Linked DNA regions of Homo sapiens: region 2 is linked to region 1. A link is a loop called in an ENCODE intact Hi-C map of the cell type or tissue named here. Cell type or tissue: OCI-LY7. All regions are shown on one strand.

Region 1 (8,000 bases):
CATCTCTACAAAAAATAAAAAATAAAAAAACTAGTCAGGTGGGGTGGCATACACCTGTATTCCCAGCTACTCAGGAGGATGAGGTGAGAGGATCACTTGAGCCCAGGAGGTCCAGGCCACAGTGAGCTGGACTCCAGCCTGGGTGACGGAGACAGTGAGACCCTGTCTCAAAAAAAATACAAAAAAAAAAACAAAACAAAACCAAATAGCATTTAGTAAATACAGTTTAGCTGAAATTTTTTCTAGGTTTTTGTTTTTGCCAAAGCATCTTCTATTAGAAATACAAGATTTTTATAAGTAGTAGGAATTATTAACAATCTAGCTAACATATATTGTCTACATTGATATTAGGTGACTATAAATGAGCTTCAAGGAAAAAAAAAAAAAAGAAACAAAAACACAGGCATGTGGTCTTAAAATGGCCTTGAAGCAAATATGGAAACTAAATCATCTGGTAATTGATTCTGAAGCTCAGTGTTTTTTTGAAACAGCAACCTTACAAGATAAGATTTTAGTCTATGAAGGTAAGAGGAGTCAAGAACAATCGTAGATTCAAATTACATAAATGTACAAAAAGATTACTTTTTAAAAAACAGTACCTTCTTCTTTTACCCCCTGTACTTAGAGGAGGTTTGGGTGTTCTTGTGGAAACAATCTGGCAATGCACAGTTCCCAGGAGCAGCATCAGCCATATCGGCCCAATCACCTCTGTCAGAGGTATGCTGTGTGGGCTAGAAGTGGAGCAGAATAATACTATTGCAGCAACTATAAAAAGGGAAAGAAAATATGCTTAATTATAGATCTGATAGTCACCTCTTCAAAACTTTTAAAATTGTTTTTACATTATTTTTTGCCAAAATATTTTTCTAAATTTAAATGAGTTTAAAATATTACTATAGAGACAAGCTCTCTCAGACTGTTTTATTGTCTGCCGCAGCCTAACCATGGTATTTAGTAATAAACTCTCGGAACAAGACAACACCCAACATAGTCTCTAAACTACACCTCAACGCTGCAACGTAAATTAGATGCATATGAATCAAAGGACATTTCTAAGTAACATCACAGACAATCAAAGAACTACCCTAACCTCAAGTACATTATTTCTTTGTTTTACAAATAAAGAAATCTTATGATAAGTGTATCATACAGATACAAAGAGCTTCTTATTAATAGAGGTCTATCTCCTTAGAATTAATAACAAATTTACTTAGGCATAGTTTCCAGAGAAACCACTAAACATCCATCAATGCTAACTATTACTACATGAAGGGAAATCTTGTTTTGCCTACACAGCATCCCTTAGACTTTCTGGACATAAACTCTCTTTACCTTCGTCTCCCTCCTTTATCCATCAATCATACATTCTTATTTCTCCCACCTCAGGGATAGACATGTAACCTAGGCTTGTCACAGTCTTAGTAAGTCTGAATACAAAAGCTTATAAAAAGATGGGCAAGTGACCTAAGCAGGGCCAATCAGTCTTTTTCAGGGACTAATATAGGTGCTTCAAGACCTTTCTCCTAGATCACAAACACTAAAGACTATGAAAAAATGAAATTGCTAGGGGCCACCTTAGCCACCACCTAGAAAGAGCCAACCTAAGAATGTGACCAGCAAGACCAAAGTCTACAGCAAAAAGAAGTGAAGATATTATCCGAGCCTCTCAATCCAGCCATGCCTGAATCCAGGGCCAAGGAGTACCTAAAATAAAATGTAAATATTATAAGATTTTTGGTCATTTTGTTAAGTGTTATCACTGTAATGTGGTTATATGTGCTTATTTTGAAGAGACATATATTGATGTATTCAGGGGTAAAATGTCTCAATGTATATAATTTACTTAACAAAACAGATTAAGTAAACATCCCAAAACGTTAATCATTGTTAAAGAGATGGGTATTTAGGTGTTTAGGGTGACCATGTAATTTACCATCTAAACCAAGACACTTTTGAGAGTGAAAGGCACCAGGACAACATGAGTAAACTTGGGTTGGACAATCCCAGGCAAACTGGGACATATGGCCACCCCAGCTGTTGTACTATTCTATCTAGTTTCCTGGGTTTTTTTTGTTTAGCTTTTATGATAAACAGTAAAATTAACGACCAAAAAAACCAACTTCTTGTAAAAGCTAGTTTGCATTTAGTTTCTGCCACCTGCAACTCAAAGAATCCTGGTCCAATATACCAAACGCTTAAAACATCACTTAATCTGCTAATACACTTTAATATACTTAAAGAGTATCATGAAAACAAATTTCAGCTGTATGTAACTGTAAGTAATAAGAAAAAAAAATTTAAAATGCCAATCATCGTTATGAATTACCCTGGAATTTAACCCAAATTCTCTAGTTATTCCATAACAGTCTGGAATTTTGAAAAGCAGAGAGTCTTTTTTGTTTTTAATATGAATTCTAATGTGACTTTTATCAAGTTCTTTAATGTTTTTGAGCCTTGGTTTAATCTTCTGTGTATCTACATAGTACACAGCATACATACAGTACATAGGCACTATAATAGGTTTTAGGTGAGGTAGTGCATGTAAAACATTTTGAAAAGCTGCTTATACACCGTAAATGTATACTTAACATTGGTGAATAGTAGCTTTTTTTTTTTTTTTTTTAGCTACCATTAACTCTTAATTTTTCTTGAGACGGAGTCTCGCTCTGCTGCCCAGGCTGGAGTGCAGTGGTGCGATCTCGGCTCACTGCAAGCTCCGCCTCCCAGGTTCACGCCATTCTCCTGCCTCAGGCTCCCGAGTGGCTGGGACTACAGGTGCCCGCCACCACGCTTGGCTAATTTTTTGTATTTTTAGTAGAGATGGGGTTTCACCGTGCCATTAACTCTAATTTTAAAAGGGGCAAGTACAAATGCTTACTTAAGAAGTTCAGAGTTTCAGACACAAAGGAGAACATCTTTTAAAACTTTAGGTTTTATATAACCTGTTGCTGGTTATTTATCTGAACTCTTTCAGCCCTGTGATCACCATTCTCTGTAATCCTAGGGCTGGGAGCATACAAATTATATTTTCTGTATATCTTAACAGGAAGTTATTACATACTGTGAAATTCTGACGACAAGGCATTAGAAAAAGGAGGAGGAGCCACTTTCTTCCTCTCTTTTTCCTTCTTTCTTCTGACTGTATCTTTCTAAAAGTGATCATGTCCCTCCCATGGTCTCAGTTCCTGAGACAGTAGCTTTTCCTCCGTAACTCTGGTATCACTTCCCCTTTTTGTTTTCCTCTCAAGTTAAGGTTTAGAAGATATATGGAGAGCCGGGCGTGGTAGCTCCTGCCTGTAATCTCAGCACTTTGGAAGGCTGAGGCCGGCAGAACACGAGGTCAGGAGTTTGAGACCAGCCTGGCCAATATGGAGAAACCCCATCTCTGCTAAAAATACAAAAATTAGCTGGGCTTAGTGGCACACGCCTGTAGTCCCAGCTACTCGGGAGGCTGAGGCAGAAGAACTGCTTGAACCTGGGAGGTGGAGGTTGCAGTGAACCGAGATCATGCTGAGATCATGCACTCCAGCCTGGGCAACAGAGCGAGACTCCGTCTCAAAAAAAAAGAAGATATATAGAGAAAACATTCACTTATTTTATATAATGCTGAGTTATACTTTTTGAGCATTTAATGAAGTCCTACGAACTAGACAGTGCTGCTAGAGATTTCTGCTGGAGATCAACTAAGACAGAATGTTGTTGGGCACAAATATTTCAAAGGCAGGACTTCACGTACTGGGCAAGGGGAACTCTAGGAGTAGGCTGGATGCAATGGCTCACACCTGTAATCCCAGCACTCTGACAGGCTGAGGCGGGTGGACTGCTTTAGCCCAGGAGTTTGACACCAGCCTGGGCAACAAGGCGAAACCCTGCCTCTACAAAAAAATTTCAAAAATTAGCTGGGAATGGCAGTGCATGCCTGTAGTTCCAGCTATGGAGGTAGAGGTAGGAGGAATGATTGAGCCTTGGAGGTTGAGGCTGCAGCGAGCCATGACTGCACCACCGCACTCCAGCCTGAGCAACAGAGAGAAACTGTGGTGGCTGACAACTGTAATCCCAGCACTTTAAGAGGGTGAAGTGGGAGGATTACTTGAGGTCAAGAGTTCAAGACCAGCCTGGGCAACATATTAAGACCCCATCTCTACAAAAATAAAAATAAAAATAATTAGCTGGGCATGGTGGCGTGCTCCTATAGTCCTAGCTAGTTGGGAGGCTGAGGCTGGAGGATTGTTTGTGCCCGGGAGTTCAAGGCTGCAGTGAACTATGATCGCACCACTGCACTCCAGCCTGAGCAACAAAGCAAAACCCTATGTCTAAAAAACAGAATAGAATAGAATGGAATATTATCTTCCATTTTTAGGACTGTTAATCTTTAAGATTCAGTGGCAATTAGGCAATGCAGAAAAAAAGACAAGACACAGTCTCCGCTCCCTATCCCTTGGTTTAGACCAGGGGTATCCAATCTTTTGGCTTCCCTGGGCCTCACTGCAAGAAGAAATGTCTGGGGCCACACATAAAATACACTAACACTAACGATAGCTGATAAGCTTTAAAAAAATTAAAAAAAATCTCATAAGGTTTTAAGAAAGTTTATGAACCTGGGTTGGGCCACATTCAAAGCCATCCTGGGCTGCATGTGGCCTATGGGCCATGGGTTGGACAAGCTTGGTTTACAGGAAAGAAGAGACATATAAAGAAACAATGAAAATACCTGTTATGAACTAAACTGTGCTCCTTTCATCCTCCCCACACAAATGCATATGCTGAATGAAGCCCTAACCCACAATGTGACTACGTTTGGAGACAGGGCCTATAAGGAGGTAGTAAAGGTTAAACAGATTCGTAAGTGTAAGGCCTTAAACTGATACGACTCTTGTCTTTATATGAAGAGGCAGAGATACCAGAGTACTCTCTCTCTCCACTCACACACACAAGAAAGGCCCTGTGAAGACACAGCAAGAAGGTGGACATCTACAAGTCAGAGAAGCCTCATCAGACACCAACTCTGACATTGCCTCACTCTTGCACTTCCACCCCTCAGAATGGTGAAAAAATAAATTTTGTTGTATAAGCCACCCAATCTGTGGTATTTTGTTATGGTAGCCCAAGGTGACTAATATAACACTTATGATTAACTGCTATAATATACATAAGAAAGATATGTAACTACATTGGGGAGTTACGAAAGGATTCTTCAAGAAAGTGATGTCTGATGTCTAATCTAAATTTGAGAGAACATAGAGGATTGACTAAACAAAAGGGAAAAGGGCTACCCCACGCAAAGGGAGTTGCATGTCCAAAGACACATAGGCAAAAAAGCATGGAATGTTTAAGAAACAGCAAAGAGCTAGTTTAGCCTGGTTAAGGTGGGATAGAAATTCAAGGAGGGATTTGAAAACTCAGATTGCATCTTGAAAGCAATGATAACTAGTGAAGAAATTTAGATCTTAAGCAGCTGGTTTGAATTTGTCATTTAATAGGTAAATGGACAGAAAGTAGAAGATGATATGAGGTTTCCTGGCAGTAATCTTGGCAAGAAACTAGGCAACCAAGACATGCAGAAATGGGGATAGAGCTGAGAATACATAGCTGAGATACTTAAAAAGCATGTAATTGAAATAAAAAAAACTATACATAGTTATATAAAACCAAATCTGACTGCATTTGATTCTTTCTGCCTTTCAAGAAGTGCGAACAAGAATGAGGACATAACTCAGAGCACTGCAGCACCCTGCTTTTCCACAGGGTGCTGCAATGGAGACAGACATACAGTGGTTTTCAAAGGTAATGGCAGCCTGCCGAGGGTCATCAGAGTCACATCATGACTTTGGCACTAGCTGTGTGACTTTAAGAAGGTTAAGTCATTTCTCTAACTAAGCTTTACTAGGAGAATGTTTAGTGTTCATCATAAGGGCCTTATGATTAAACTTGGATTCTGAACTTAAAAATATCTCATTTAATGCCCAATCTAACCCGTGTTCCCTATTTAACTTAGAGGAACCAGTAAGTAAATTTCAGACACAATATAATTATACAATGTCAGTGAACTTTTAGTTACATTGGAAACTTGTTTGTCGTGGAATACTAGAAAGCAGCAATATCTTAAAAAGCACAATGCACTGTGATGTACAATCAATGGTACTGAATTACTCTAATAAACTATTGCAATTTCTGACCACATTCAAATAAAGTTTTCTCATCTAGGTAAGCCAGAAAACCTTTGAAGATAACTATACTTAAATTAAGCTCTCTTAAGTCCTTTTGAGAAGAAAACAAGAAAATGATAAAAATTATGATCACTATAACTAGAAAATACTGATAAGCAAATATGATCACTTCAGCAGTAATTATAATAGCAAAAAATAGCAATCAGCTTAACTGCCCAATATTGAAGTAGGACAAGATATTTTCTAGTAACTTAGAAGTTATATTTACAAAGACTTTGATATTATGACATTAGGTAAAAAAAAATGTAGCTGTTCATATAAAATAATCTCAACTATTTAAAAAGTATTATAAATTTAAAGGCAAGATGATGGGTAGTTCTTTTTTTCTTTAGCTTTTTCTACATTTTCCAAATTTCCTGCCATGAAAATATTATTATATCTTTAATCAGAAAACACATACACACATTCTAATAACAACAAACCACAAAATTATCATAGTCCACACCCTTTTATGTATATAAGATGTAACCTGGCTTAGAAGAAACAACTTTATCTAAATAACAGTCTGCAGTTTTTATTATATTTTCATTTATTTAAAAAGTATCTCTTAGAATCTGTTGATAAAACAAATTTAAATAATCATTCAGGATTGTAATCATGGTTTTTTTTTTTAATCACATATTAAAAAGACTGAAAGGACATGAACCAAATGAAAATAACGGCTTTGTTCACGTGATGGAATATGAATAGTTTCTTCTTTAGTTTCTAAATGCTCTACAATGTTATACATGTTGTGTTATATACTGCTGCTAAGACTATGCACTAGAATGTTGTTTTAGGAGGCACCATAAGAGCGGTTAAGTGTGTGGTTCTGGGATCAGAATGCTTAGAATTGAATCTGGGCTCTACCATACTTGATGACTATGTGGCGTTGGGCACTCAGGTCTTTCAGGTCCCACGTCTATAAGCGAAGCATAGTAACAGTCCCTGTACTTCATCAGGTTGATGTGAGAATGAAATGAGAATCTAGAAAGCACCTAGCAGAGTGCACGGTATACAGAATTTTGATAAAGTATAAGGACAGCTCACATCACGGTGGTAAAAGGCACAGAAAAAAGAAACTATACCTATGGCAGGAATAATAAACTTGTATAGGTTGTATTTTTAAAAGACTGGTATGTATGTATGTGTGGAAGATGCATTTTGATGAGGTTTTTTTTCTAATTTTAAAAAATCTTCTCGATTTCTATTTTTCTTTAGCCATCTATAGATTCAAATATTCATAAAATTATACTGAAAAATAACTGCTTTGTTTTCTCAAATATTTTTAATACCAAATCAATTATGTGCCTTTATTAACATACTTATACATCATACTCAGTAGTAGTTAGCATATGTTTAAAACAAAGACTTATTAAACCTAACAATGTAACATTCTGAAAAGTAAAAGCAAAAATCACTTAATTATACCTTGAAGAAGATAAAGGACAAGAAGCCAGAAAAAGATGACCTTTGATGTTACTTGTAACCACCACCGGAAGAAAAAGGGGAAAAATACAACTCGAACAATTCCCTTTCTGGTCAGAGAAGTCCAAGGACTTTCAGGCTTTGCCTTTGCAAATGCAGACCCTGAAAAAAGTAAAATAGGACAACAGAGTATATTTATATATTATTCTTTAATTTCTTTAAAGAAAAAAATTTCAATGTTTGAAAAACATCACCACATAATTTTATTCTGTATTATACTATGAGTGAGAAATGTCCAATTTATAGATACTTTAAATATTTTGAAAAAAACATTTTTTGAAATAACAGAATTTCTCCCACATATTT
Region 2 (8,000 bases), 150 kb after region 1:
AGTTAAAGCCTAACTCTACAACAGTCTTCAGGCTCTAGATGCATTAATAGCAGCACAGTAAGAAATTCAGTCTATGCACCTCTGTAATGCAGTCTATCAAAGAAGCTAAGGGTATCAATCTCAACTCTAGCACATTTACCAGAATAGAACACATCAAGTCTGTTAAGTGATTCTGAGATTCTGAGTTTTGTGTCTGCAAATGACCATAAGGGGTTTTGAGAGACGATAACCATTTAGAAAGTGAAATCAAACAACTGATATTGTAAAACACAAATTTTCCAAGTGCTTTGAAATATATCTAAAAAGTCAAATTAGAGTTAGGGGTGGTGACACGAAACTGTAATCCCAGCTACCCAGAAGGCAGAGGCAAGAGGATCACTTGAGCCCAGGAGTTCAAGATCTGCCTGAGCAACACAGCGAGACCAAAAAAAAAAAAAAAAAAAAGTCAAATTATATATATTTCCACCTCATACAAATAAGTACATTTTCTGTGCATAAATTTCCTTATCTTGTTTAAATTAGATACCTACAACATTTAGTTCTAACAAAGCCATAATCAAGTCCTTGCCACTGAGTTGGTTCATTCTATGACATCACAGTACCAACAATGATCACCTAAATAATTTGGGCAGTTTATCTTGTGCGGAGGGGATGACTGTTAGGAAAGAATTTTCATTAAGTGAATTCTTCTAAAATACGAAGCACAACTAAACTTTCAATTTATCTAGTAGTTTTAAAAAGTCATATTATACATGAAATAAAACCAAAAAACTATAACATTATTAAATTATAGAGAGTAGGAGATAATATAATAATCAGAAAACCGGAACCAATTGTTAACACAGTCCTTGTAGAGTAAAATTTATGTATTTAAATGTGAGTAAAAACATGTATCATTGAGTAACAGGAAAAAATTGGGTAAAACTTGGGTGGTAATATTACAGACACATCATATGTTGTGTCATGACTCAAGAACTTTATTTACTAATTTTGCTTTGACCAGATGTTGCTATTTCAGGTTAGAATAATTATTTCATTGACTGAAGAAGTATTACTGACCTAGCCATCTCATTTCTTTCAAATTATACATTTACATTAATTTCCAAGTTTACAAATAATGCTTTTTATTTCAAAATAAAACAAAACACGTCTAAATTAGTATAGACCTAAACATTAAAATGTTTAACATAATAGACTGAATAAATCAAAAACCGATTTTTCCCCCATTCTCTGTCTAGTTTGGGCACTACCTAAGAAGAGGCTTTATCTTTTGCTGATTATTTTTAAGTATGGTCCTATTAAAATTCATAACTATTTCAAAGGATTTTTTAGAGACCCTGAATTTTTAAAGTAAAGTAATACAGACTCTACTCCGATTATATTGCTAAATATCTTAATTGAATTTTTAGTTAGTTCTTCCCACCTCATGCCAAAATACATATAAAACATATAGATATGTAAAATTCACTTTCACACATAACTTATTATAACAAAAGTATAAGTCTCTCCCTTGTAACCAGAATGTACAGGTAGATGCCATTTGCCCACTAATAAAACCAAAAATAAATCCTATTAGGAAATTGGCCTTTATAAAAACTGCTTAGCTCTCACATGTTTAAAACAAAACGGCAATGATCTTCCAAAACCTTTATTCTCCAACAGTAAAGATAAAATGATGATCACCCACCTGAATAAACATATTTAAACTTAGACCAAATTTAAAAAATTAAATTGAAGTCATCAAAATCTTAATCTGTAAAAGTATTAAATTTTAAAATATATTGTAATATAACCTTTAACTATATATCATTTCATACAAATTTCTAGTTTAATAACACAATATTTCAAATCCATCAGTTGTAACCATTAACTTAAATGTTATAAACATGGCAAGTTACACACAACAATGTTTCCAATTTAAAAAGTATATACTGCTTGATAAAATACATGATGGTACTTAAGTTGTTAAAATAAAATGTAAGAATAAAATCCACACGCTTTTCACAAAAATGTAAATACTTCTTGATTTTGGTGACACCTCTTTTGTTGCAAAACTATATACCAAATATGCAGAATTCACCTATTACAAAAAAATCAAGCCTCATTTCTCTAAAAATCACCTATCCAGACTATGCCAGACTGCGAAGAACTCAAGGGCGGTGAGGTGGAAGAGGTAACAGATAAGGATTAAAAGAATCTCTAAATAATCACAGTAAATGTCACAAAGACCATGGCTCATAAAAGTTCTTCTTCTTACCTATCAGTTCCTATATTAGGCACAATCGTAACTACTCTCTAAAATCATAAAGGACAAGAAACCACATATTTAGAAGGGGAAGGAAGGAAAAAGGGTAAGCACAGCTGCAGCTGCCCTAAGGCATCAGTATTGTATCATAATGACAAACCAATACTGAAAATAAAGTGACATTATGTTGCATATGTTCAGCAATGAAGATATTTTTATAAAATCTTAATACTTAAAACTACGTTTCCATTAACTAAAAAAATAGCCTATCTGGAAAACCTCACATCCTGATGACGCTCAATGTGAGCTTACTATATTTGCTTTTATTCACTCCAGTAAACATTAATCAAACCAGTTTTCTGGTGTAGTTAAAAAATTAACCTGAAAAAAAGTCAAAACATGTCACTGCTTTAAAATATACGCCAGGCGTCACGCCTGTAATCCCAGCATTTTGGGAGGCCAAGGCGGGAGGATCATTTGAGATCAAGAGTTTGATACCAGCCTGGCCAACATGACAAAACCCCGTCTCTACTAAAAATACAAAAATTAGCCAGGCATGGTGGCAGGTGCCTGTAATCCCAGCTACTCAGGAGGCTGAGTGAGGCACGAGAATGCTTGAACCCAGGAGGCGGAGGTTGCAGCCAGCGAGATCGCACCACTGCACTCCAGCCTGGGTGATAAAAGTGAAACTCAGTCTCAAAAAATAAGTTAACTAAATAAAAAATAATAATAGAATATACTTGCTTTCTAAAAAAAGAAATGCACTGAATTACAAAGATTATACATATAGTTCCTCTTGATTTAGGTATATAGATGTGTCAGAACACAATAAAAGACAGGCATGATAATTATGTATTTGTGGAAAAGCTTATATTTAAATAGTGGCCTTCAGAAGAAATATAACATATTTAATCTAAATCTCCTCCCCCTCCCCACAAAACCCCATGACCATCATGGCCACATTTTCACTTTTCCCCTTGTATATTCTCTATAAATATTATGAAGGGAAAAAAGAAAGCAGAAGTAGGAGACCTATTGTACCCATTGCCAGTAAGTGTCAATACCAAAATCTGAGAAGCTTTGGTTAACATAAAATGAAATAATTGTTTAAACTAATATTCGACTTATATAATGTAATCTTTAAAAAAAACACTTTAGGATTCTGAGGTGGGCTTGCTACAAAGGGAAAAAAGTAGCCTATTCTTAACAGGAAATATGTTGCCAAAAACAAATCTATAAGATTTTTTACTTATTGCTGTTTTCTCTTATGTAATTACGAAAACTGCTGCAAGGGGGAAAAGGCAAATATAGTAATAACAAGTAATTTTTTAAAAAACCCCAAAGAACGACTCACTTGAAACAACCTGCTGTTTCCCAAAACATGTTCCCTGAAGAGAGAGCTCTACAGTCCACTAAGTTTGGAAAACCCTTCTTGTTTAGGAGGCTCACCACGCACACTGGCTATTAAAGTTTCTGAGGAGTCTCACTGCAAACAAATATTACTTATTTGGTCCAGCATTACACTATTTTGGACTTCAAAACCTGTTTTTTTTGTACTTGTTTTAGTATACCTATCAACATTCCAAGATATTAAAAGTTCCTCAGAATACCTTCATAGTGATCCACCATAAATATGGAGATACAGATATTTTTAGCTTGTATCAGCACCAATGTGAAGAAAATACAAAAACAGGATCATTATTAGAGCCAAAGAATTGAGGGGGGTGGGAGCAGAAGCTGTTGATTCAATTCTGCTGAGGTTTTTTTTAGCGGGTGGGGAGGAGAGTCCCTTATTTTTAAAAACAAGGCCTGCTCAGGACATTCTGAGGCAATCTAAACATGTCATAAATGACTGTGCCACAAGGGGGAGCCATTATCCATCACTTCTGGCAGATGGTTTCTAATCAAAATAGGCAATATTTAACCAACATTTTATTTCAAAAATACCCATATAACGGCAACTAAAATAAGAACGAAAGTATTATCCATTTTAAAATTAGTAAAATAAAGGGGGAAAGCTTTTTGATTATTATTAGAGCATCTGGTCCCTGACACGATATTTTGTATAGATCAGTTCTTAAGTATTTGGGGAGCATGGGGCAGGCACAATTGGTCAAAATGAAAATTTAGTACAAAGGCAAGCAATGTTTCAAAGATGAAACATCAAATTGCTTTTAGTAGCCTAACACAGTGAATGGCCCCAGCACAAATTCAACAAATGCTAGTGTTCTGCCCCAACTCTACAGTGAAGCAGGTCTAACAGTCAGATCAGATTTAATAAGTTTCATTATTAAAATAATAGACTTTTAATCATCAGTTAACACTTTGACATAAGTTACCTGAGAAATAACTTAGAACCACAATACAATAAAAATAAGATTTAGAGTTTGGAAGTGGAGGAAGGGTGGTTAGAAAACAACTACTCCAGTTTTCACATTCTCACAGTTCTTAGTACAGGGTTCCAGAGTATGTACACTGATTAAACATAGTGACAAGACAGAAATCTAATTTATTTCTTGACAGAGAAAATTCCTATTTTATTTGCCTTTTTCTATCCCTACGGTAGAACACAGGAGCACAATAAATGTCTGAGTGAATATTTGAATGAAATACAGATGCTAGAAAACCTAAAACGAACGTGGTCAACTGCAAATGGCCCCAAATTCTTCCCAGGCCTGTATGCTCACTCCTGTGCAATGTGATTTTGCCACTCCTGTCATCAAGAAGTGGAGTCTATTAATGCGCACACACAAAAAAAGAAAGAATGAATAAAGCCTACGATTTCACTGCACAACAGGGTGACTATAGTCAGTAATAATTGCACATTTTAACTAAAAGAGTGTTGTTAACTGGATTGTTTGTAACTCAAAGGATAAATGCTTGTGGAGATGGACACCTCATTCTCCATGATGCACTTATTTCATATTGCATGCTTGTATCAAGACATCTTATGTACCCCATAAATATATACATCTACTATGTACCCACAAATATTAAAAATTTAAAGGATTTTTTAAATAGGCCGAGCACTTTGGGAGGCCAAGGTGGCACATGCCTAATCCCAGCTATTTGGGTGACTGAGGCACAAGAATCACTTGAACCTGGGAAGTTGCAGTGAGCCGAGATCGCACCACTGCACTCCATCCTGGACAATGACCTGTTAAAATATATATAATTCACAACTTCTACCATCATATAAGAAAATACAAAACACATATAACATTACTATATATACTCTTTTATCGATTAAAAACAGTGCTACTTAATTACCTAGAGGATAGCATTATCATGAATTTCTTTCTTTTTTTTTGAGATGGAGTCTCACTCTGTCGTCCAGGCTGGAGTACAGTGAGACTCTGTCACAAGAAAAAAAATTAAAGTAAAATGAATAAATAACCTAAAAGAAGTGGAGTCTATTTTTCCACACGAATCTGGGTTTCACCATGTGACTTCCCTTTGTCAATGGGACATTAGCAAACACAACACAAGCAGAAGCTTGTACACTGGGGCTTACCCTCTTTCTACTCAATGGAACCCTGTAACCACCACCATGCAAATGAGCCCAGGCTAACCTGTGGGATGATGAGAAAAATGTGGCCATCAACCCAGCTAACATACATCAACCACCAACCATATAAGTGAGGTGTCCCAAGACCCAACTGGTCTGCCAATCATCAGACATAAGAATGAAGCCATATAGCCCCAGCTAAGTTAGCAGAGACCACAAGAACTGTCCAGCAAGCCCAAAGAACTGTGATAAATGAAACCTTTTTTCAAGTCACTAAGTTTTGAGGCTTTTGTTTATACATTTAATACAGCAAAAGCTAACAGATATGGACAGGTTACAAACTTTGGGAAAAGTCCATGCATATGTTTCTATCCTCAAACGGACTTTCATGATACAGTTTCCTAATATATCACTAACCTCAGGGCCACAGCATTAGAGAAATGACATGACCTGTTAAAATATATATAATACCACATGGTCTTCAAACCTTTCAGGCAACCTGCAAGGATACAGATGAAGATGGAAAACAGAATTATACAAGTAAAAAGAATTCCAAAACCGAAGACAAAAGAACAGGGATGTTTTAATCCTTTGTCAGTGTTGTGTATATGTGTTTAATAAAGTTGAACAGATGTAAAAATGAGTATTTGTGAAAGCTACAAGATACTATTACAGAGATAAACACTATCACTACAAAAATCATAGAAACAGCTACATAATTTGTCATCTTTTAGTTTCTACAGAATTTAAAGCAAATTATTTTGGTTGCCCTGATTGTAATTTAAGAACAATAACAAAAACAGAAAACTAGGCTCATGAGGATACAAATTCATCATGAACTTGGTTTGGGTTCCACAGCTATTGGTGGTCAGTACCATCAGGTTGCACAACCTAGGGACTGCCATTCACATCACTGAATGGCTGCAGTGCGCAGCTTCTATCATTATATAAGAAAATACAAAACACATATAGCATTACTATATATACTCTTTTATCGATTAAAAATGGTGCTACTTAATTACCTAGAGGATGGCATTACCATGAATTTCTTCCTTTTCTTTTGAGACGGAGTCTCACTCTGTCGTCCAGGCTGGAAGTACAGTGGCGCAATCTCGGCTCACTGCACCCTCCGCCTCCTGGATTCAAGCGATTCTCCTGCCTCAGCCTCCCGAGTAGCTGGGACTACAGGCGCCCACCACCATGCCCAGCTAATTTTTGTATTTTTTTTATTAGAAACGGAGTTTCACCATATTGGCCAGGCTGGTCTGGAACTCCTGACCTTGTGATCCGCCCAGCTCAGCCTCCCAAAGTGCTGGGATTACAGGCATGAGCCACCACACCCAGCTATAAATGTCTTTAATGCTGCTAAATGTATTTTCCAAACTATATTATATTCTAAAAAATAAAGGTCAGGCCGGGGTGGCTCATGCCTGTAAACCCAAGACTTTGGGAGGCCGAGGCAGGTAGATCACCTGAAGTCAGGAGTTCAAGACCAGCCTGGGCAACATGGTGAAACCCCATCTCTACTGAAAACACAAAAAATTAGCCAGGTGTGGTGGTACGCGTCTGCAGTCCCAGCTACTCAGGAAGTTGAGGCAGGAGAACCGCTTGAACCCGGGAGACAGAGGTTTCAGTGAACTGAGATCATGCCACTACACTCCAGCCTGGATGACAGAGCTAGACTCTGTCTCAAAAAAAAAATAAAAAAATAAAAGTCAGATTTGCACCATTTTTCTCTATCATCTTCACTCTACTCTGTCTTCCCACATTTTTCTAGATCTTTTGAATACTGCTTTTGGACTAGTTTTAACTAGATCAAAGATTTTTCAGAATATAAAAGGCAGAAAAGGGAATTGAAGGATAGTTACTGAATTACAAAGATGTCAGGTACAGAACTTTTCTCTACAGTTCTGCTTTCCTCTGCTCTGTAGAAAGCATTATCATCTCATAACAAGAGCAGGTTCTACTGAACTGAACCTAGTGAACTTAGTCAAGATGGTCCCCAACTCAGAAGGTTCAACTCATAATTTTTTGACTTTATTACGGGTTTATCAGGTTGAAACTTCATAGTTAGGTCAAGCGGCATCAGGACTTAAGATGGTTCAGCTTACTTACAATTTTTTTTTTCAGTGGGCTTATCAGAGGTTGTTTGTTTTTTGTTTTTGTTTTGTTTTTGAGACAAGTCTCACTCTGTCACCCAAGCTAGAGTGCAATGGCGCGATCTCGGTTCACTGCAACCTCCGCCTC

The links. Hi-C counts contacts between places; a loop is a spot of excess contacts. Peaks named below come from ENCODE experiments on the same cell type or tissue, not always from the same donor. Only the 100,000 strongest peaks of a DNase experiment are listed, where the experiment ranks them.
Region 2: it touches region 1 in a loop (4-fold over the local background); 2 of 110 quality-filtered maps call a loop at or near these places.

What each region holds. Positions count from the first base shown.
Region 1 is chr7:77,901,558-77,909,557 of GRCh38, reverse strand. It overlaps PHTF2 (putative homeodomain transcription factor 2), which reads right to left. Exons shown (of 19, transcript NM_001395272.1): 6 at 7,638-7,796; 7 at 600-765. Among named protein-coding and RNA genes, the nearest start is that of DDX3ILA1, 85 kb to the left of the region's middle. In OCI-LY7, CTCF peaks have their summits at 5,533 and 5,734; DNase peaks (open chromatin) are centred at 2,087, 2,607, 3,197, 5,767 and 1 weaker place; H3K4me3 peaks cover 3,920 bases; H3K27ac peaks cover 6,453 bases.
Region 2 is chr7:77,755,594-77,763,593 of GRCh38, reverse strand. The region is part of intron 3 of RSBN1L (round spermatid basic protein 1 like); the gene reads right to left. Among named protein-coding and RNA genes, the nearest start is that of TMEM60, 39 kb to the left of the region's middle. In OCI-LY7, CTCF peaks have their summits at 3,917 and 4,124 (motif pointing right); DNase peaks (open chromatin) are centred at 2,313, 2,873 and 4,083; H3K4me3 peaks cover 1,486 bases; H3K27ac peaks cover 3,441 bases.